3 separate regions of the Homo sapiens genome follow, and regions 1 and 2 are each linked to region 3. Evidence: chromatin loops called from intact Hi-C (ENCODE). Cell type or tissue: CD4-positive, alpha-beta T cell. All regions are shown on one strand. Each heading gives the region's core, and the rest is flanking DNA. Links, peaks and the distances in the headings are about the cores only.

What was found. A loop is a pair of places that touch in the nucleus more often than their neighbours do. Peaks named below come from ENCODE experiments on the same cell type or tissue, not always from the same donor. Only the 100,000 strongest peaks of a DNase experiment are listed, where the experiment ranks them.
Region 1: a loop joins it to region 3, with 2.7 times the contacts of the local background. A loop is called at or near these places in 69 of 110 quality-filtered maps.
Region 2: a loop joins it to region 3, with 8 times the contacts of the local background. A loop is called at or near these places in 4 of 110 quality-filtered maps.

The regions. Positions count from the first base shown.
Region 1 is chr14:104,074,432-104,081,042 of GRCh38, forward strand. LOC124903408 reads left to right here and starts at 6,422. Exons shown (of 2, transcript XM_047432050.1): 1 at 6,422-6,611. The coding sequence starts at 6,422. In CD4-positive, alpha-beta T cell, for the core only: CTCF peaks have their summits at 1,413, 1,834, 3,701 (motif pointing right) and 3,909; a DNase peak (open chromatin) is centred at 3,730; H3K27ac peaks cover 278 bases.
Region 2 is chr14:104,706,571-104,713,034 of GRCh38, forward strand. INF2 (inverted formin 2) reads left to right here. Exons shown (of 23, transcript NM_022489.4): 7 at 340-481; 8 at 683-1,432; 9 at 1,866-2,017; 10 at 2,101-2,162; 11 at 2,711-2,813; 12 at 3,050-3,135; 13 at 3,518-3,618; 14 at 4,367-4,437; 15 at 4,509-4,616; 16 at 5,059-5,129; 17 at 5,863-5,983; 18 at 6,258-6,422. Among named protein-coding and RNA genes, the nearest start is that of ADSS1, 14 kb to the right of the region's middle. RefSeq lists an enhancer at 1-472 and a silencer at 2,158-2,307. In CD4-positive, alpha-beta T cell, for the core only: CTCF peaks have their summits at 2,267 (motif pointing left) and 2,467; a DNase peak (open chromatin) is centred at 2,231.
Region 3 is chr14:104,134,474-104,141,084 of GRCh38, forward strand. KIF26A (kinesin family member 26A) reads left to right here and starts at 4,114. Exons shown (of 15, transcript NM_015656.2): 1 at 4,114-4,291; 2 at 4,570-4,815. The coding sequence starts at 4,250. It overlaps KIF26A-DT (KIF26A divergent transcript), which reads right to left and starts at 4,156. Exons shown (of 3, transcript NR_158217.1): 1 at 3,057-4,156; 2 at 2,394-2,769; 3 at 310-699. RefSeq lists enhancers at 25-524, 1,133-1,706, 1,993-2,704, 2,705-3,416 and a silencer at 3,113-3,282. In CD4-positive, alpha-beta T cell, for the core only: CTCF peaks have their summits at 3,170 (motif pointing right) and 3,379; DNase peaks (open chromatin) are centred at 3,178, 3,398 and 3,908; H3K4me3 peaks cover 676 bases; H3K27me3 peaks cover 3,234 bases.

The sequences.
Region 1 (6,611 bases), core at 1,060-6,059, 60 kb before region 3:
CTAGACCGCATGTGGTCGTGTATATTTGCTTCCAGGCTATTTATTCAGAATTGCCTAAGCTCAAAGTAACTTAACCAAAACCTACTTTCTACTCTGAAAAGTTCAGGCTTGCTTCCATTTAGAAGCACAGGCAGTATCTCAATAATCGGAATTCAGGTAACAAAGCATTTATTAAGCATCTTCTCTCTCCACCATAAAGTAACCACTCTAAGGAAGACAGAAGATGTACATGACCCAGTTCCTGATGCCACGTTAAGACTCACTGAGAAACTAGGGCACAGTAGCAAATGCTGTAATGAAATACTGGGGCGAGGAAGTACTACGGCCTTTAGGCAGGTTCTTGATTATTCTCTGGATTCACTTTTGTATTTGGAAGATCTTAGTACATTCATTTGAAAAGGCTTTTTAAGCAAGAGAAAGATGCCATTATAACCTCAGAGAAGTGCAGTCGTGTGTCACTTGACAGGGATACGTTCTGAGAACTGTGCCATTAGGCGATTTTGTTGTGTGAACGTCATGGAGTACACTTAGACAAACCTAGATGGTACAGCGTATGACACACCTAGGCTATCTGGTGGAGCCTATTCCTCTACTAAGAACCTCTGCAGCATGTGACTACCGAATACTGGAGGCAATTTTGTTTGTTTGTTTGTTTGTTTTTGAGAGGGAGTCTCGCACTTTCGCCCAGGCTGGAGTGCAGTGGTGCAATCTTGGCTCACTGCAAGATCTGCCTCCTGGGTTCACGCCGTTCTCCTGCCTCAGCCTCCTGAGTAACTGAGACTACAGGTGCCCACCACCATGCAAGGCTAATTTTTTATATTTTTAGTAGAGACGGGGCTTCACCATGTTAGCCAGGATGATCTTGATCTCCTGACCTCATGATCCACCCGCCTTGGCCTCCCAAAGTGCTGGGATTACAGGTGTGAGCCACCGTGCCCGGCCTACTGTAGGCAATTGTAACACATTGGTAAGTATCTAAACATGGAAAAGTACAAGAAAAATATAGTATCATCTTATGGAACCACTGTCCTCTAGGTGGTCTGTTGACCAGAATGTCATGATGTGGCACATGGCAGTAGTATAATGCGGAAATCTGACTGGCAAAGACTTTAGGGGAGTCTCTCAGGTTAGACTGTGTTTCTGAAGATCTGTAATTAGAAAGGGGCATAGAATCACTTACATAATATTTTCTGCTTAAATTGTATTTTATAATGAGATCCTTATACGTGGGCTTTAGTAAACCCGTTCAAGACTAGGGGATGTTTTTTCCCCTCGTAAATTGAGAAATGTCACTGAGAACAGCACTGCCATCTAGCCCGTTTCTCTCAGAACTGCAGGTTTTGCCTCTGCAGCTTTTGACTTTGTAGGCAAAAGGTGAAGTTTCTCCTGCAGCTTTTGACTTTGTAGGCAAAAGGTGAAGTTTCTCTAAATACTAGCTCGCAAACTATCAATAGAAGCAAATACCTGAGAACTGAAGAAAACCCCCAACAATTGGAAACATCGATGAGAAATAATGGCAAGTTAAGAAAGCATAGCTTCTTCCAACTTTGTGAGGCATATTTAGAAAGAATTTGGAAAAGGTGGAAGGGTGGGATGGGGGTGAGGGATGAGAAATTACCTATTGGGTAGAATGTATACTTTTATTAGAGTGACAGTTACATTAAAAGTCCAGACTTTACTAGGCAACATATCCATGTAACAAGACTGCATCTGTACCCCCTAAATCTATCAAACAAAAGTTTAAAAAGACACTGGGCATGGTGGTTCATGCCTGTAATCCCAGCACTTTGGGAGGCCAAGGCAGGAGGATGGCTTGAGCCTGGGAGTTTGAGACCAGTCTGGGCAATACAGTGAGACCCCCATCTGCAGAAAAATAAAATCGCCAGGTGTGGTGGTGTGTGCCTGTAGTCCCAGCTACTTGGGAGGCTGAGGTGGGAGGATTGCTTGAGCCCAGGAGTTTGAGGCTGCAGTGAGCTATGATCGTGCCACTGCACTCCAACCTGGGTGACAGAGTGAGACCTTGTCTCAAAAAAATGAAAAAGAGAAAGTATGCTTACATTTGCCCATCCTAGCTACACATGTAAGCCTGAGTAATATGAACCAATGGAGAAATAAACAAGTTCTAATAACATTCTCAGAGTTTGCTTACAAGAAAAAGAGTTTGGAGAACTGTTAGATTAAGAGTTTTGTTGTTACTGCTCATTTAGGTTCATTGTAACAACTTTTGATTTGGGATGGTATAAGACTAAAGGATAGTTTAGGGTAAGAAATAGAACTTCAGCATTGATAGTCTGTGTTCCCTCCTCCTTTTTTCACATAGCTGTAGATTAGAGATTCTTGTTTCCCCTTTAAAATTGTTTGAGGCATAATTTGCAGAGAAATGTACAGATCTGAATTATAGTGCAGATATAGCATTGATGAATTGATACACCCATGTGACCACACCGCTGCTAGGATAACAGTATTTCCATCACCACAGGAAGTTCCCATAGATACAACCGCCCTTCTGATTACTTTCACTATAGATTTGTTTTGTTTTGAGACAGTGTCTTGTTCTGTTACCCAGACTGGAGTGCAGTGGCGTGATCTCGGCTCACTGCAGCCTCCGCCTCCCAGGTTCAAGCAATTCTCCAGCTTCAGCCTCCCAAGTAGCTGGGGCTACAGGCTCATGCCACCATGCCTGGCTAATTTTTGTATTTTTAGTAGAGACAAGGTTTCACCATGTTGGTCAGGCTGGTCTCAAACTCCTGACCCCAAGTGATCTGCCTGCCTTGGCCCCCAAAAATGCTGGGATTACAGGCGTGAGCCACCGTGACCAGCCTATAGATTAGTTTTGATTGTTGTAAAAGTTCATGTAAATGGAATCCTACAGTATGTAATGTTTTGTATCAGGCTGCTTTTGCTCAATATAATGTTTGTTTGAGGTTTATTTATGTTATAGCAGCACAAAACAGACCAAGATACACGTTTAAGTCAATAATTTGTTCTTTTGTTTTCTATTGTATAAATATACCAGTTTCTTGGCTGGGCATGGTGGCTTATGCCTGTAATCCCAGCACTTTGGGAAGCTAAGGTGAGTGGGTCACCTGAGGGCAGGAGTTCGAGACCAGCCTGGCCAACATGGTGAAACCTCGTCTCTCCTAAAAATACAAAAATTAGCCAGACGTGGTGGTGATCGGCCCCTGTAATCACAGCTACTCCGGAGGCTGAGGTAGGAGAACTGCTTGAACCCAGGAGGCAGAGGTTGCAATGAGCTGAGATTGTGCCACTGCACTGCAGCCTGGGCGACAGAGCAAGACTCCATCTCAAACCACGCACACACACACACACACACACACACACACACACACACACACACTTTATTCTTTGTTCGTCTACTGATGGGCATTGGATTGTTTTCACTTTTTACCTATTATGAATAAAATTTCTGTGAACAAGTCTGTAGATAGATTTTTGTTTCTCTTGGGTAAATACCGAGGAGTTGTGGGATTACTGGGTCATTGAGCAGGTGGTCGTTTAATCTTGTAAGAAACTACCAAATTTTCTAAAGCGGTTGTAATACTTACATTCCGTGCTAGTTGGAGCTTTTCTCTCTCAGCCCTCAATCCATCCTTCTTTCGTCTGGCGTCCTGGAGCTAGACTGTAAACATTTCTTCTTTCCCAGCTGATGCAATGTTAGGCGTTGCCGGCAGAGGGCACTGGAGGGACACTGCAGGAGGAGCGGAACTACTCTTCCTGTTTCTGGTGCTGCTTGCCAGCAGGTGGCCTCCCAGCACCTCTCAGCAATAAGCAGTTTCCTGCCTCCAGGCCCAGCCTTTGCACCTCTGGCCATTCCGTGGCCTCAGCCACTCTCTCTCCGAAGAGGTCTGAGTCTCATTCTGGGTGTGGGAGCAGGGCTGTTCCAAGTTTCTTCCTCCCATGGGTGTTGTCCTTGATCCTAGAGGCTGCTGCACATCTTCTCTTCCTATGTTCTTTAGACATGTTTCTGCCCTTCTCAGTAGTTAATTCCCTTTAACTGAACATTTATTTTTATTTTTTTAGCGACAGGGTCTTGCTCTGTCGCCCAGGCTGGAGTCCAGTGGTGTGATTCACTTCCTGGGTTCAAGCGATCCTCCTGCCTCAGCCCCCTGAGTAGCTGGGACCACAGGTGTGCACCACCACACCCAGCTAGTTTTTAATTTTTGTAGAGAAAAATTTTCTCTGCCTTGGCCTCCTGGTGCTAAGTTTACAGGCATGAGCCACCACACCTGGTCCCCTAATTTTTTGTGTTAAAATTTGCCCATATCTTCCTTTGTGAAGTATCTGCTTAAATCTTGTGCCCCGTTTGGGGGGAGTTGTTTGTATTTTTATTGAGTTGTAGGAGTTCTTTTGTGAGAATGCAAATCCTTTGTCTGGTATATGTCTTGTGAACATTTTCTTCTAGTCTATCCTTGCCTGCTCACTTTTTTTATTGTGGTAGAAAACATAAAAATGTACCATCTTAACTATTTTTAAGTGCACCGTTCAGTCGTGCACCGTTAAGTATATTCACATTGTTGTGAAAGGGATCCTGGAACTTTTTCATCTTGCACATCTGAAACTCTGCACCTATGAAGCAACTTCTCAGTCCCTCCTCTTCTCAGCCCTGGCAACCATCATTCCACTTCTGTTTCTATATGTTTGGCTCCTCATAGAGTCAGTCTGTTTTGTGCTGCTGTAACAGAATACCTGAGACTGGGTAATTTATAAACGACAGATTTATTTCTCACAGTTCTGGAGGCTGGGAAGTCCAAGATCAAGGAGCTGGCATCTGGCGTCTGGTGAGGATCTGGGCTTCTGCTTGCAAGATGGCACCTTGAAGTCTGTGTTCTCATGTGGCAGACGGGTAAAAAAGACCAAACTCCCTCAGTTAGGTCGTTTTATAGTGGCATTAACTCATTCACGAGGGCACACCCTCATGACCTAAACATCTCCTAAAAGGCCCCACTTCCAAACACAGTTGCATTGGGGATTAAGTTTCCAACAAGTGAGTTTTGGGGGATACATTCAGACCTCAGCATCTAGTACCCCATATAAGTGGGATCCTATTGATAGAAGGTCTCTGATTTACGAAGTTTGAACTAAATGATTTTTTGACTTATGATGGGTTTATTAGAACATAATCCCATTGCAAACATCTGTATTTGTCTTTCTGTGATTGGCTTATTTCACTTAGCATACCCTATGTTGTAGCCTGTGGCAGGATTTCCTTCCTTTTCTTTTTTTTTTTTTTTCCTGAGACAGAGTCTTGCTCTGTCGCCCAGGCTGGAGTGCAGTGGTGCGATCGCTGCTCACTGCAAGCTCTGCCTCCCGGGTTCACGACATTCTCCTGCCTCAGCCTCCTGAGTAGCTAGGACTACAGGCGTCCGTCACCACGCCCGGCTAATTTTTTTGTATTTTTAGTAGAGATGGGGTTTCACTTTGTTAGCCAGGATGGTCTCGATCTCCTGACCTCGTGATCCGCCTGCCTCGGCCTCCCAAAGTGCTGGTATTACAGGCGTGAGCCACCACGCCTGGCCGATTTCCTTCCTTTTCTATGGAGATACCACTTTGCTTATCCACTCATCTGTGGATGCACACAGGTTGCTTCCACCTCTTGGCTTTTGTGAGCAGTACTGTTATGAACGTGGGTGTGAAAACATCTTTTTGAGACCTTCCTTTCCAATCTTTGGTCTCTGTTCTCAAATGGAATTGCTGGACGCTATGGTAGTTCTAATTTTAATTTATTGAGAAGCCTCTACTGTTTCCCATAGTGGCTGTATCATTTTATAACCCCACCAGCAGTGCACCAGAATTCCAATGTCTCCACATCCTTGCAAACACTTATTTTCTGTTTTTTTTTTTTTTTTGATAGTAGCCATCCCAAAGGGTGAGTGGGGACACCACGTGGCTTTGCTTTGCATGTCCCTGATAATTAGTGATGTTGAGCATTTCTCGTATGCTTCTTGGCCAAGTGTATATCATCTTTGGAGAAATGTCTGTTCAAGTCCTTTGCCCTTATTTATTTATGAGACGGGCTCGGTCTATTACCAGGCTGGAGTGCAGTGGTGCGATCATAGCTCATAGAGTGACCCTTCAGTGCTTTCCCACACTCCCCTGGGGTCCAACCTTCTGCCGAAGATGCCCCAGCTCTCTGCAGTTCCCTGCCCAGGCCCCAAGACTCCTTTCCCTGTCGGAAAGTTTCTTAGGCTTCCTCTCTCTGGGGTCCCCACACACCTCTGTTCCCCTCCAGCACACTGGCCCAGGCCGGGCCAGCCTGCTTCAACACAGTGTCAGGAACTCCTGTGGTGTCCACAAGCCCAGTGCCAGCGCTTGCCTGCCGTGGGACGCACTGTGTGCCTCAGGCCCCTCACTCGCCAAATAGGACAGTTATCCTCTGCCTCGGTGTGGTCACAGGGGTGAAATGTGCCTGGATTTGCAGGGTGGCTGCAACAGCGCCTGGCCCATAGGCAGTACCATGAAGACTCACAGTGTAGGGCAACAGACGACGCCTGAGCGGCTGAAGAAGGTGGGCTCCCAGGGCCTCCCTGCCCAGGCCTGCTGCCACGGCCAGAACCCAGGGGGGCACCGTGTACCTCGCCAGTGGCCTCAGC
Region 2 (6,464 bases), core at 301-5,300, 570 kb after region 3:
GCCTTCCCCTCATTCCCTGAACCTTGCAGCTCTCATCTGGGGGCAGTTGTGTCCCCAGGTGGCATCTGGCAACATCTGAAGACATTTTTGGCTGCCACGGCTGGGCAGGGGGTGCTGTTGGCATTGAGTAGGTAGAGACCAGTGGTTCTGTTTAACATCCCATAATGCACAGGACAGTCCCACATGTCACCAGTACCACAGTCGCTGAAACTCTCATCTCTAGGGATCCGTGGGAATAGAGGGGGTGATGGGGCTGGACACCCTGGCAGACAGGCCACAGTCCTTAGTCCACCAGGGAGGGGCCGGCTGCTGACCTGCACCCCACACTCGCCCGTCCAGGTGAGCTGCTCCCCGGTGTCTGCCCAGCTCCTGTCGGTGCTGCAGGGCCTCCTGCACCTGGAGCCCACCCTCCGCTCCAGCCAGCTGCTCTGGGAGGCCCTGGAGAGCCTCGTGAACCGGGCCGTGCTCCTGGCCAGCGATGGTGAGGGGGCGGGGCAGGGGCGTAGGCACAGCCTGGTGGGCAGACACTGAGGTCTTAGACCATGGGGGGGGGAGCCTGCCCTTGGCCCCAACCCATCCTCTGCCCAGGGGAGGTGGCCGCTTTTTCCTGCCTCTTCCTCAAGCCCCCATCCCTCCCTCTCCGGCTCCCTTCTCCCTTGACCCTGGACATCCCCTACTGCAGCCCAGGAATGCACCCTGGAGGAAGTGGTTGAGCGGCTCCTGTCTGTCAAGGGGCGACCCAGACCGAGCCCCCTGGTCAAGGCCCATAAAAGCGTCCAGGCCAACCTAGACCAGAGCCAGAGGGGCAGCTCCCCGCAAAACACTACAACCCCCAAGCCCAGCGTGGAGGGCCAGCAGCCAGCAGCAGCTGCTGCCTGCGAGCCCGTGGACCACGCCCAGAGTGAGAGCATCCTGAAAGTTTCGCAGCCCAGAGCCCTGGAGCAGCAGGCGTCCACCCCACCCCCACCCCCACCCCCACCCCTGCTCCCTGGTTCCAGTGCCGAGCCCCCTCCCCCTCCCCCACCACCCCCCCTGCCCAGTGTGGGGGCTAAGGCCCTCCCAACAGCACCCCCGCCCCCACCCCTGCCAGGCCTGGGGGCCATGGCCCCCCCAGCACCTCCTCTACCACCACCCCTGCCAGGCTCCTGTGAGTTCCTGCCCCCACCACCTCCACCACTCCCGGGCTTGGGATGCCCGCCCCCACCCCCACCCCTGCTGCCTGGTATGGGCTGGGGCCCTCCTCCACCCCCACCTCCACTACTGCCCTGCACCTGCAGCCCCCCCGTGGCGGGAGGCATGGAGGAGGTCATCGTGGCCCAGGTGGACCATGGCTTGGGCTCAGCATGGGTCCCCAGCCATCGGCGGGTGAACCCACCCACACTGCGCATGAAGAAGCTGAACTGGCAGAAGCTGCCATCCAACGTGGCACGTGGTGAGGGTCCCCAGACCCCCAAGGGAAGCTTCCCCTAGGACGGGGGCTGGTCTCTGCTGGGGAGAGGGGCAGGTGGCACATGGAACTTGTGTGCGCGTCCTGCCCGTGCGTGGCCAGGGCAGCCTGGCCCTTGCTCTGGGCTCGGCGCCTGTGGTTGAGGTGGGGACGGGGGAGGAGCAGGGCAGGGGCTACCTCTGAGGACCCCCCTCCACATGCTCCCGTGAGCCAGTGCATCTGGGGTGCCATGGTGCCCTGGGGCCCTGCTACAGGTGCTCAGGTAGGGAGGTAGGGTGCCTGCTGTACGCTGGACCTGGACCTACTGGGCCCCAGGCAGGACATCCTTTAGACCCTCTGGGAGGCTCCAGCCCCTGCCTGCTGGATCGCCAGGCCCCGGGGCTGCGAGAGCCTCACTGGCCGTGTCCCCACCCGACAGAGCACAACTCTATGTGGGCGTCCCTGAGCAGCCCCGACGCCGAGGCTGTGGAGCCCGACTTCTCCAGCATCGAGCGACTATTCTCCTTCCCTGCAGCCAAGCCCAAGGAGCCCACCATGGTGGCCCCCCGGGCCAGGAAGGAGCCCAAGGAGGTGGGGACGGGGAGGGGACTCAGACCGGGGCCGCCTGCCTGGCCACCCTCCGGTACCAGCCTGTTGGGTGGGGGGTTTTCTAGATCACTTTCCTCGATGCCAAGAAGAGCCTGAACCTCAACATCTTCCTGAAGCAATTTAAGTGGTGAGTGAGGGAGGTAGCCCCCATCCCAGGCCACGGAGCCTCGCCTCCACCTGAGCCTTCTGACTTGGGCCCAGCAGTGCCCTCTGCAGGCCGCCATGGGAAGTGCACACTGCATCCCCTAGGCAGGATTGTAGGCGGGTAATAGCCCCATGCTGCCCCAGCTAGGGGCTGTCCAGGCTCCCAGGGACAGAGCGCTGGGACCTCCCCCCACAAGGCCACAGACAAGTAGTGGCTAAACCAGTGGGCCCTGACTCTCAGCCCCCGAGTCCTTTCCTGCTGCGGGTGTCCAGCACTGGCCCGAGGGAGCTGGCTGGACCCGACCCATCCTGCATCTCCTGAGCAGGGCCCATGGAGGGTAGCGAGGGTGGGAGTCAGCCTGGGTCCCCTTCACCGCGTGACCGTGGGCAACAACTCGACTGTTCTGTGTCCCCCCTGCCCTGGCCACCCCATGACTACGTGGGGAAACCCTGCCAGGTGGGGTCCCAAAGAGGCTGGGTGGGGGTGACTCATGATTCACTCACCCCTGCCCGGTCCTCTCCCTGCTCCAGCTCCAACGAGGAGGTCGCTGCTATGATCCGGGCTGGAGATACCACCAAGTTTGATGTGGAGGTTCTCAAACAACTCCTTAAGCTCCTTCCCGAGAAGCACGAGGTAAGAGGACCACCCCCACACCCCACCCCCAGTTAGTGCCACCAACCAAGGGAGAGGCTGTCCCGGGGGCTCCCAGCAGGGAGACAGAGAAGGGAGGCATCCCAGCCCTACCTCTGCCCTGAACCGTGAGCCACAGGGAGCCATGATGGGCACTGGAGGGGCTGAGCCCGGCGGGCAGTCCGGGAGGGCGGGAAGCTGGCATGGGGGGATCCCACATGCCGTTCTCCTCCTGGCAGATTGAAAACCTGCGGGCATTCACAGAGGAGCGAGCCAAGCTGGCCAGCGCCGACCACTTCTACCTCCTCCTGCTGGCCATTCCCTGGTGAGCATGGCCGCCCTCAGACCCCAGGGCCTGGGCCCCAGGTGGGAGGAGAGCAGGAATAGGGAGCAGGGCCCAGCCAGGGAGGAGAAGAGGCTGTGCCAATGGCTGCCCCGGGCTCCAGGAGCAGCATTGCAGCGGTTGGGCTTCTAAACATCACTCGAGCCCCACCCCCAGTCCTTCCCCTCAAAGTGTGGGGCTGGAGGCCTCTGGAGGAATTGGATCCTGCTCTGCGCAGGCCCGGGAGGGTGCCTGTTGGATGGGGCAGGCGGTGGAAACCCCCTCCCTTTGCCCACCACCCAAGCCAGAGCCCTGTGCTGAGTGCCCCTCTGGCAGGGACAGGTGGGGGGTGCAGGCCACTGATCCCTGTCTGTGCCATCCCCAGCTACCAGCTGCGAATCGAGTGCATGCTGCTGTGTGAGGGCGCGGCCGCCGTGCTGGACATGGTGCGGCCCAAGGCCCAGCTGGTGCTGGCTGCCTGCGAAAGTGAGTGGGGCCAAGCGGGGCACGTGTGCAGGAGGGACAGGCCTCCGAACCGGGGCGGGAGGGCTGCTCGGGGCCCCTGCTACTGCCAGTATCATAATGGCTGCTAAGAGCACCTAAGGGTGCCAGCCTTCACCACCACTCCGGAAACCACCCTGCTGCCACCACCTCGGTGCACACACCTACTGGACGCACAGACACACGCATGCCCACCGCCACTCGGGCACGTGCACACACACAAGCACACTGCCACTCTCCGGCACGCGCACACACAAGCACACCGCCACTCAGGCACGTGCACACACGCATGCACACCGCCACTCGGGCACGTGCACACACACAAGCCCACAAGCACAGTCACACACATGCACACAGGACACACAGACACACGTACACACCCCCCCAACACACACACCCTCACATACATGTACAGACATAAGTGCACACACACGGGCACCATCTCTGAAAGGGGAATCCATGGGGACCTGCCACAGCCACTGGGCAGGGAGAGGGACAGGTACGGACCAGTGAGGCACAGCTCACGTCTGTCAGGCACACTGTAGGTGTCCACTCCCGTCGGTGGAGGGTTTGCAGCCCCCAGGCCCTGTCCTGTGATCCTTCCGGTGCTGGGCTGAGCCTGGGGAGGAGCCAGGGAGTGCAGGGGCACTGGCAAGCAGGACCACACCCCACCGCCAGGGCATCTGGGGGCTCCGAACCAAGAGCCCCTCTCCAGCCCTGGCTGCCCCTGCAGGCCTGCTCACCAGCCGCCAGCTGCCCATCTTCTGCCAGCTGATCCTGAGAATTGGGAACTTCCTCAACTACGTAAGTCAGGGGCAGCTCCCCATCCCACCTGGTGCCAGGGGCTGGTGAGACTCACTCCCTGCCCCTCCCAGGGCAGCCACACCGGTGACGCCGACGGCTTCAAGATCAGCACATTGCTGAAGCTCACGGAGACCAAGTCCCAGCAGAACCGCGTGACGCTGCTGCACCACGTGCTGGAGGTGGGCCGTGGTGGCGGGGGCATAATGGGAGGGCTTCAAGTCCCCCCGGACCTGGGGTGTAGAGGCGTAGAGGCCATACCCCCATGCCCACCACTCAGGCCGCCGGTCTCCCTGTCTCAGGGCTCCGTCTAGAGCCAGCAGCCTCAGTCAGAGCCACGCCCCCACCCCTCCCAGCACCCCTTCCTTCCTGCAGCACTGGCTCCCCTGCACGAGCCTTGTCCCTCCCCAGGATACCTGTCCCTGATCTGGGGGACAGTCCCTAGGAAAAGCAGAAACATCACAAAGTCATAGCCAGGCCCAAGGGAAAGATTTGAGGGTCTGGAGTACTGGGGGTTTTCTGGACCTTAATTGCTAAGGGTTAGAGCTGGGGGAGTGGGAACAGGGTCATCCCCAGGTGGAGAGTATGACCACAGTGGATCTCACTGGACGTGTCCCATTGCAGGAAGCGGAAAAGAGCCACCCCGACCTCCTGCAGCTGCCCCGGGACCTGGAACAGCCCTCGCAAGCAGCAGGGTAGGTAGCTCCTGCCAGCCCGCCCACCTCAGCCAGGTGGGGGCCTGACTTCTGTCCCCAGGCAGTGAGGTGGCTGCCCGCCAGGGCTGGGTCTCACAGCTGCAGCGCAGCCCCGGCGCCACGGAGCCCTGCCCAATAGAACACTTCCCTTTTGGGACAGGACCGGGTCTGCCGTGGCCTATCCCCTTCTGACTTAAGCGAGGAAACAGGCCTAGAGTGGGCAAGGGCTGGCCAGGTCAGGGTCACACCACGGGCAGGTCTAATACAGCCCCTTCACAAGGTGGACCTTCACGACAGCCGTGAGCAGGCTCGGGCCTCCCTCATTGTATAGATGAGGAAACGGAGGCCCAGGAAAGCAGTGTCACCTCCTGGGTCACACAACCCAGGCAGGAGGGCAGCCTGGGCCACCCCACTACACAGTCCGGGCCCCTAGCACGGAGTTCTTCCCGGGCTCCACCTGCCCTGGAAGGTTCTCTGGCTCAGGAGCTGCTCAGCCTTGGGGAGAACTAGGCAAGCAGGACAGGCTGACCGTTAGGGTCCCCGCCCAGATGCTCACAGGGGGCTGAGGGTCAGCTGGAACAGGCACTCAACCCCAACACTGCACGTGCAGCCTCAGAGTACAGCCTGCAGGGTGCACAGTGGGGTGCCGGGGGGTGCAGGGGAGGGGCTCCCCTGTCCCAGCGAGGCTGACGTCAGCCGTTGCTGTCTCTGCCCGGCCCTCCTCACCTTTCAGGATCAACCTGGAGATCATCCGCTCAGAGGCCAGCTCCAACCTGAAGAAGCTTCTGGAGACCGAGCGGAAGGTGTCTGCCTCCGTGGCCGAGGTCCAGGAGCAGTACACCGAGCGCCTCCAGGCAAGTGGGCACCTGGGCCTGGGGCTGGCGGGAGAGGCTGCCCTGATAGAGTGAGCTGGGCGAGTGGCTGTGCTGTCTCCTGGCTCCAGGGTGGATCCTGGGGCCCGAGTTTCCCCAGGTGTGCATGGTCAGGGCACAGGCCCCTGCTCCTTGTCAGAGACCACCGTCCTCAGGGCCTGTCCCTGTGGCCGTCACCCTCCCGCAACTCAGGGCCTCACCCCGGGTGGTGCCCGCGCGGGGCTCTCACGGGACTGTCACGTGCCCTTGCCCCCAGGCCAGCATCTCGGCCTTCCGGGCACTGGATGAGCTGTTTGAGGCCATCGAGCAGAAGCAACGGGAGCTGGCCGACTACCTGTGTGAGGACGCCCAGCAGCTGTCCCTGGAGGACACGTTCAGCACCATGAAGGCTTTCCGGGACCTTTTCCTCCGCGCCCTGAAGGTGGGGCAGCCCGGCGGGACACAGCCTGTCTGGCTAGAGTGG
Region 3 (6,611 bases), core at 1,083-6,082:
GTGCGGAGAGGTGGGGGGCGGGGCTCTTGACCAGCACCAGCAGGCTGGGGAGAGATGGCGGTATGGAGGGCCCTGGGCTCCAAGCACCCAGGGAAGGAATCTGAGCACTCAAGCCCCATGTCCTCCTCCCTCCCTGAAACATTGCTGCGTGTGGTCTGAATGGAAGCCGAGTTCCGGCAATTAATCCCATCAGAGGGGCCCTGCTGAATGGTAGGAGGTTTTTTTCTGTTTTGCTCCCTTGGTCTAGATTTCCCTGGGGACAGCTCTGACCAGCCGCCGCGTGCCTGGTAAATTAAATGTTAAAAAAAATCCCCACAATGACTTTAATCAATCCACTGACATGGCGGGTGGCCTCCCAGAAGCCCTTGGTCCGCTGAAGGGAGCCCCCCCCTCCCCGCCCCAGGCTCAGGGTCTTGGATGAGACAGGATGGGGGAAGAGGACAGTCTTCCCCAGTCCCCTTCCTGTGGGGGAGGGAGGAGGGTGGGTGGTCCCCAGAGTGTCCTCCTGGAGAGGGACAGAGAGAAAGGGGGGACTCTGGCCCCCTTTATAACTTGCCCTGATCCCAGGCCAGGAGTGATGGTGGACGCAGGGAGGGGGCAGCTCTTCCCCGCCTCTCTCCTGACCAGAAGCCTGGGTGAGTACAGAGCAGGTGGTCACGATCGGCCATGTGGTCAGCAAATCCAGCGTTTATGGTGATTCTGTTGGAGACAAATGGCAGTGCTGGGCTCTGGGTTGGAGTCAGGTTGAGACAACGTCCTTCAGCCTCCACTGGGGGGAGTCAGGGGAAGGACCGGGGGAGCAGGACGGCCTTGCGGCGCCGCCGGAGCAGTGGGGTTGTGGGGCGTGGCCATGGTCCTTCCCAGGGGAGAGTAGAGGAGTGCAGGGGGCAGAGAGCACAGAAAGTCTAGCCCAGCCTTAGCACCCCAGCCAGGCCATAGGTGCGCGCTGGCGCCGCTGAAAACGTTCTCCTTCCCTCGCCTGTCCACCTTCCAGGTCCTGCTCAAGGCGCCTAATATCCCCTGGGCAGGGTCCCTGACACTTCCTTAACTCCCAAAGACCTTCCGCGTGGGCCTAGCGCATTTAGGCGAACCTCTCTGCCTGCTTGATCCTCTCCCTTCCTCCCTCAAGCCAGGCATCTCACCCACTTGCGCGCGAGGCTGGGGCAGCCCACAGGAGGAGCGCGGGACCCGGGCTTGAGTTTGCACCCAGGCAGAGCGCCCACCCCCGCCCCTAGCTTCGGACCCTGAAAGTAAAGTCGTCGTGCCCGGCAGCCAGCCCGAATCTTCCAGCCCTCAGGGAGTCGGGGTCGGGGCAGGGAAGGCCACGGGTGGCGGCACAATCGGGATCCTGGAGTGGAGGCGCAGACTGCGGGTCCCGCTGCGCACGCTCCGTGGTCCGGTTGGGGTGGGCCTTGGAGGTCCATAGGCCAAGGTTGAACGGGGGCTCTGGAGCGTGGGCGGGGTGGAGTGCACAGGTCACTGGGCTCTGAGCGTTTCCATGGGCCAGGACCCCAACGCGCCGTGTCCTCAGGACAGATTGGAGGGGGAAGGGGCTGCGATTATGCCCCAGTCGGAAGGGTTTTACAGCAGCCGCGCTGCCCTCTCCCTGCCGGATACCCGGCAGTAGACACCGACGTCTGGGGGCTAGCGAGGCAGGTGGGCGCGGACCGCGACCCGATTCTGGCTTCCAACCTCCGCCCAGTGGCGCGCGGGGCCGTCGCCCCACACCTCCAGTCCGCGTGGCTGGTGTCTGGCTCGCCGCCGGGGCGGAAGGGGCGCTGTCGGCGCAGGCGGGCGGGGCCGGAGCGCGGGGGCGCGCGGCGCGGAGCGAGCGCAGGGCTCGGGGGCGCGGGGCGCGGAGGACCGGGGGCTTGACGGGCGGCCCTGCGCGGTGCGGGGCGCGGCGGCGGCGGGCGCGCGGCCAGTGAACGCGCGGGCGGGGCGGCGGTGGCGGGAGGCACTAGGGGCCGCTCCCCGCGCTTCCCTCTTCCATGGCGCTGCCCCAGCCGCCCGAGCCGCCCCGCGGCGCGCCCCGCAAGGCTCCCAGCCTGCTGGAGATGGGGGCGCTCTGCCTGGACTCGGAGATCATCCTGGGCTTCACCAGCCACCTCCTGCGGCGACGAGGCAAGGTGAGGGCTGTCGGGAGGGGGGCGGGCGGCGTAGGCGCCGTCCCGTTACTTTGCCGCGCGGCTCGCGCGGCCGGGGGTGCTGCGCCGGGAAGGAGACGGCAGGTCCGGAGCCGCGTCCCGCAGCCCGGGCTGGGACTCGCTGCCGCACTTTCCCCCATTAGCGTTGTCCAAGTCTCCCTCTGCCTTCAAGGCTGTGTCCCAACCGGACCCACCCGGAGGCTGTGGCTAGGGCGGAGAGCGCAGCGCAGGGATTCTCGGGCTCACCTTGCGCCTTGCTAGGATGGGCGAAGTAGGGGGTCGGGGCCCCTGACTGATCGTGAGCCCCCGAGGTGACTCCAGCCTTGTGCACCCCGTGTTCTGCGGATATGGGATGTGAGCTTGTGCTTCCCGAAGCGCCGCGGCGGTAGAAGCGCTGAAGTTGCGGGTGTGGCTGGCCAGGGGCGCAGGACCGGTGCTCCCGACCGCTGCGTGCTTCTGTGTTGCGTGTGTGGGTGGGGGGACGGGATATAGAGAGTGTGTGTCCCGGAGCAGTGGAGCGGCGGGAGGCGGTGCTGTCTGCCGGCAGTGCGGGGTGGGGTTTGGGTGTTGTCCTCAGTACCCAGATCCAGATGTGGGCTGACGCCCGTTTTCATTCTCCAGGCTGCGAAGAGACGGGTAGGGGAAGCGCTTCCGGCCCCCCAGGCTGGGTGGAAAGCGACTGCAGGCTTACGGATCTCAGAAAGAGTGGAGAGCCCCTGCCACTTTATTCCATACCCCCTTGCGTTTTCGAACCCCTAAGGTCATCAACGACCCGGAAAGCCGGGAGGGGATCACCCACCCCACTTTCTGGGGAGTGCGTGCGTGGGCGGGGAGGCTTATCCAAGTAAAAGGGGGTGGGCAAAACGGAAAGGGTCACTTTGACGTACTGAGTCTCTGCGAAGGCCTCACCGTATGTGCCGGCAGCCGCGTGTCCTGGTCTCCGCCGGGTCACGACCTTCGGAGTTTCCGAGTGCGCCTCAGGCCTGGGACGCGCGGCGCTGTCTCCCCAGTCTCGGAGCCGTGTGCGCAGCGGCCGGCAGGGGGCACTCGCGTCACGGGGAGCCCGCCCGCCGCGCCCGCCTGGCTTGACCCGGGCTTTGGGGCTGACCCGGAGCCTGGCCCGGAGCTGCCTGCGGCCGCGGATGCCGGCGACATTTGGGGCCCGGCTAGGCACAGAGCAACTGGTCGCCAGGGAAGGGCGGGGGGGCGGCCTCCCAGCCGGAGACAAACAAGCAATTAATTCCGGAGCTGAGTTCCCATCTGCCAGGCCTGCTGACAACAGGTCCGGCGCACGCCCGCAGGACCTCCCGCTTCCCGGGCGGCACGGCGCGCACACCCACTTGCGGGCACACGCGCGGCTGTAAAGACACGTGCCGTTCGCAGACGCGCCGAGGCACAGATACGCCGGCGCGGTCGCTGCCCGGCTCGAGGCGCACACCGCGGCGACACTAACCCACGCGCGACAGTTAGACCTAAAGTGGCCCGCGACACGCAGAGTACGCTGGGCTTGCTGGAAAGGCGCCTGGGAGTCTCGGGGCCGGGGTCCCGCCCCTTCCTCGGCCCACCTCGCCGTGGGCCTTGGGCAAGAGCGTCCCCTCCGCAGCCTCAGTTTTCCCGCCTGTAGAGGGAGGGGCGTCGGCGCCTCCTGGGAGACGCGCAGCCCTGGTGTCCCGGGAGAGGGGCGGGAGGCGCATGCGCGCGCGCAACTAGATCCTCGCCGCCGCCCCCAGCGCCCCTCCCCGGGGCAGGGACTCACCTAACAGGTTGGGGTCCTTGGAGTGCGCGGGGCCGCGTGGGGAAGCGGGGACCCTACCCCCCCCACGCGCCGCCCAGCACTGGGCAAGGGCGGGGCACTCTCTGGGCTCCCGCCCCTCGCCGCCCGCCCCGGGAGCCCGAGCCCCGCCCTTCCCCGGCCCCGCCCTCGCCTCCCGAGCGCGCCCACCGGAGCCACCGCGCTCCTCGCGACACTCGCAGGCTCTGCGAACTTCCGAGCGGCTGGGCCGGGCCATGGGGGCGCCTCGGGGCCGGATCACGTAGCCGCGGCGCCCCCGGAGAGCCAGCGTGGCCGGGAGCGCCTGCCGGGCTCTTCCCGCGCCCCGGCCATGGTCGGCCGCGGCGTCCCTCTGTGCGCTGCGCAGCCCGCGGTACGCGCGGCCCGGCCTGGAGAGGGAGGCGGGCGGCGGGGGCCCGGGACGGCGAAGATACTCGCGGTGTGCGCTGGATCCCTGGGGGCCGGGCCTCCTGCTGAGGGTAGCGGACCCGCAGGCGGGACCTCCGGGGATGGAGGGAGTGGGTGAGCGCCAGGGTCGTGCCCAGGGCTCCTAACTTTGGCAAGAGCGTCACGCTGGGGCAGGGCGCGCAGGGGTCTGGATCCGACGGACGTCCCAGGCTCACTGTCCGCTTCCGCCCCCACACCCTGCAGGTGGCCGAGGGCGGCCCGGCCCGCGAGCCGCCGCCGCTGCTGGAGGTGTCCCCCCGAAAGAGGCTACCCGCCGGGCCCGACCAGGACCCATGCGGCAGCCGCCCTGCTCCCGAAGGCGCCGGGGCCGGCCCAGAGCAGGGCCACTCGGCCGGCGGAGGCGGCTGGTGCCGCCACTGCCACACGAAGCTGGTGGAGCTCAAGCGACAGGCGTGGAAGCTGGTCAGCGGGCCCGGGACCACCCTCCGGGTAAGTGACACTTCCTTAGGCCGACCCCTCCGAGCAGGGCCACGCCGAACTTGGGTAGAACTTGGGGCTTGGAGGGAAGCAGGGTTCCACTCCTTCCCTGCTGCTGTTTCCACAAAGAGTTATCAGCCAGGACTTCCCTTCTGCGGGCCTCAGTTTCCCGGTCTGTAACACCATGTGTGAGCTAGGGAGCTCAGCCCGAGGGGCCCTGCTGCCTCGGATGGGAGGGGCCTGGGCTGGCGTTCCTCCCCCAGCCCAGATGTCCCACAGCTGGAACGCAGGTTTGTGTGGGAGGAGGAGGGGAGAGAGCGGATGGCAGGGACTCCACCCAGGGCGGGACAGCTCCAGCCCTACCAGCAGGGAGAGGTTATTTGGTGCATTGTGGCCCTTGGGGCACCTGGGCCCCCAGCCAGGTGTCTGGAAATTACATACCTGGGGCCGGGGGGCCTGGCAGGTGAAAGGGTGGGCCACAGCAGCTGGGGGGTCCCTGCCTACTCCTCTCCCAGCCTCAAGGATAAGAACTGTTGTCCCATACCTCCTGGGATAGACTGAGGCAGTGGCCGCCCATGGGGAATTGAGTCGGGGCCCTCTGGGTTCCCCAGGCTCCAGCCCCAGGGGCAGGTGCTTGCAGGGGAGGGGTTCTCCTGGATTTCCAGCCAGTGGGCCTGCCGGCTTTGGAGGGAGCAGGGACCATTGTTCCAGGAACAATGCATGCTGGAAGTTTGCAAAGGCTGGGGGCGGGTGGGGGTCTCCAGAGGAAGCCCGCTGCCGGGCCTTCAGCCTTTATGAAAGAGTTCCTGGGAAGTCCGCATAATCCCCATTGAATCTAAATATAGTTCTCTAAGGGCTGTGGGGGTTGGAGTGAGCTGAGACCCTGACTGCCCTGTCTGGGGCAGGGCAGGGTGGGGCAGGGTACCAGTCTGGTTTCTGTCCTGGGCACCGTCTCCGGGCTCTCTGGAGTCTCGGCGAGGGATAGGATTGCTGTAGCCTCTCTCTGGCTCAGGCCAGGCGCCTGTGGGCCTGTCCTGGGGTGGGGCTGGACCCGCCCTGTCCTCTGCTCTGGACAGGCTGCAGCCTTGGCCATACTCTGTGCCCCAGTGGCCTGTATCTAGTTTAAAAGGTAGCAGGAGACCCTTGAGGGCCCCCTGGAGAGGGCCAGCCAGAGCTAAAGGCCCATCTTGCTGCCCCATTAGGGGAAACACGCCAGAGACAGGAGGGGCATTAAGATTGAGCTGGTCTCCTCATTCTTGGAGTGGGCTTGGACTGCTGATGCTGCCTGGCCCTGGGGCCATGGTCCTGGCATGGACTCGTGGAGGGGAGGGGGCTCCTGGTCACGGGCAGGCCAGGGGTCCTAGTGGAGAGGGCTGCAGGTGATACTAGTCCCTGGTGGATTCTAGGTTCCTCATCTAGGGGGGTGTCTTGGTCTCTTCTGGCAGACAGGTCTTCAGGGGAGCCCCAGACCACCCATCTCCAGCCTCCCCTGAGCTTGGCCTTTGACACTGGAAACTCCTCTTGAGTGCCAGCTGGGGGCTCCCCCTTCCCTAGCTGGCGCTGGCACTCAGCACACCGGGGTCCCGGGCTGGTCTCAGCCAGGGCTTTGTTCTGCTCTGGGCCCCCTTCTTCTGCTTTGTGGTCTCCTCTGTCACCTGGGGCCTGTTGTGAAGTGCTGTCCCACCTGCAGGGTGCTGTGCCCCCGGGAGAGAAGACCCCATCCTCCACTGTCTCTCCACAGGGCATGGGGGGCTGCACCTGCCATCCTGGGGCCTTACGGGTGTCATTGTCCTGTCCCCTGTGCGGGC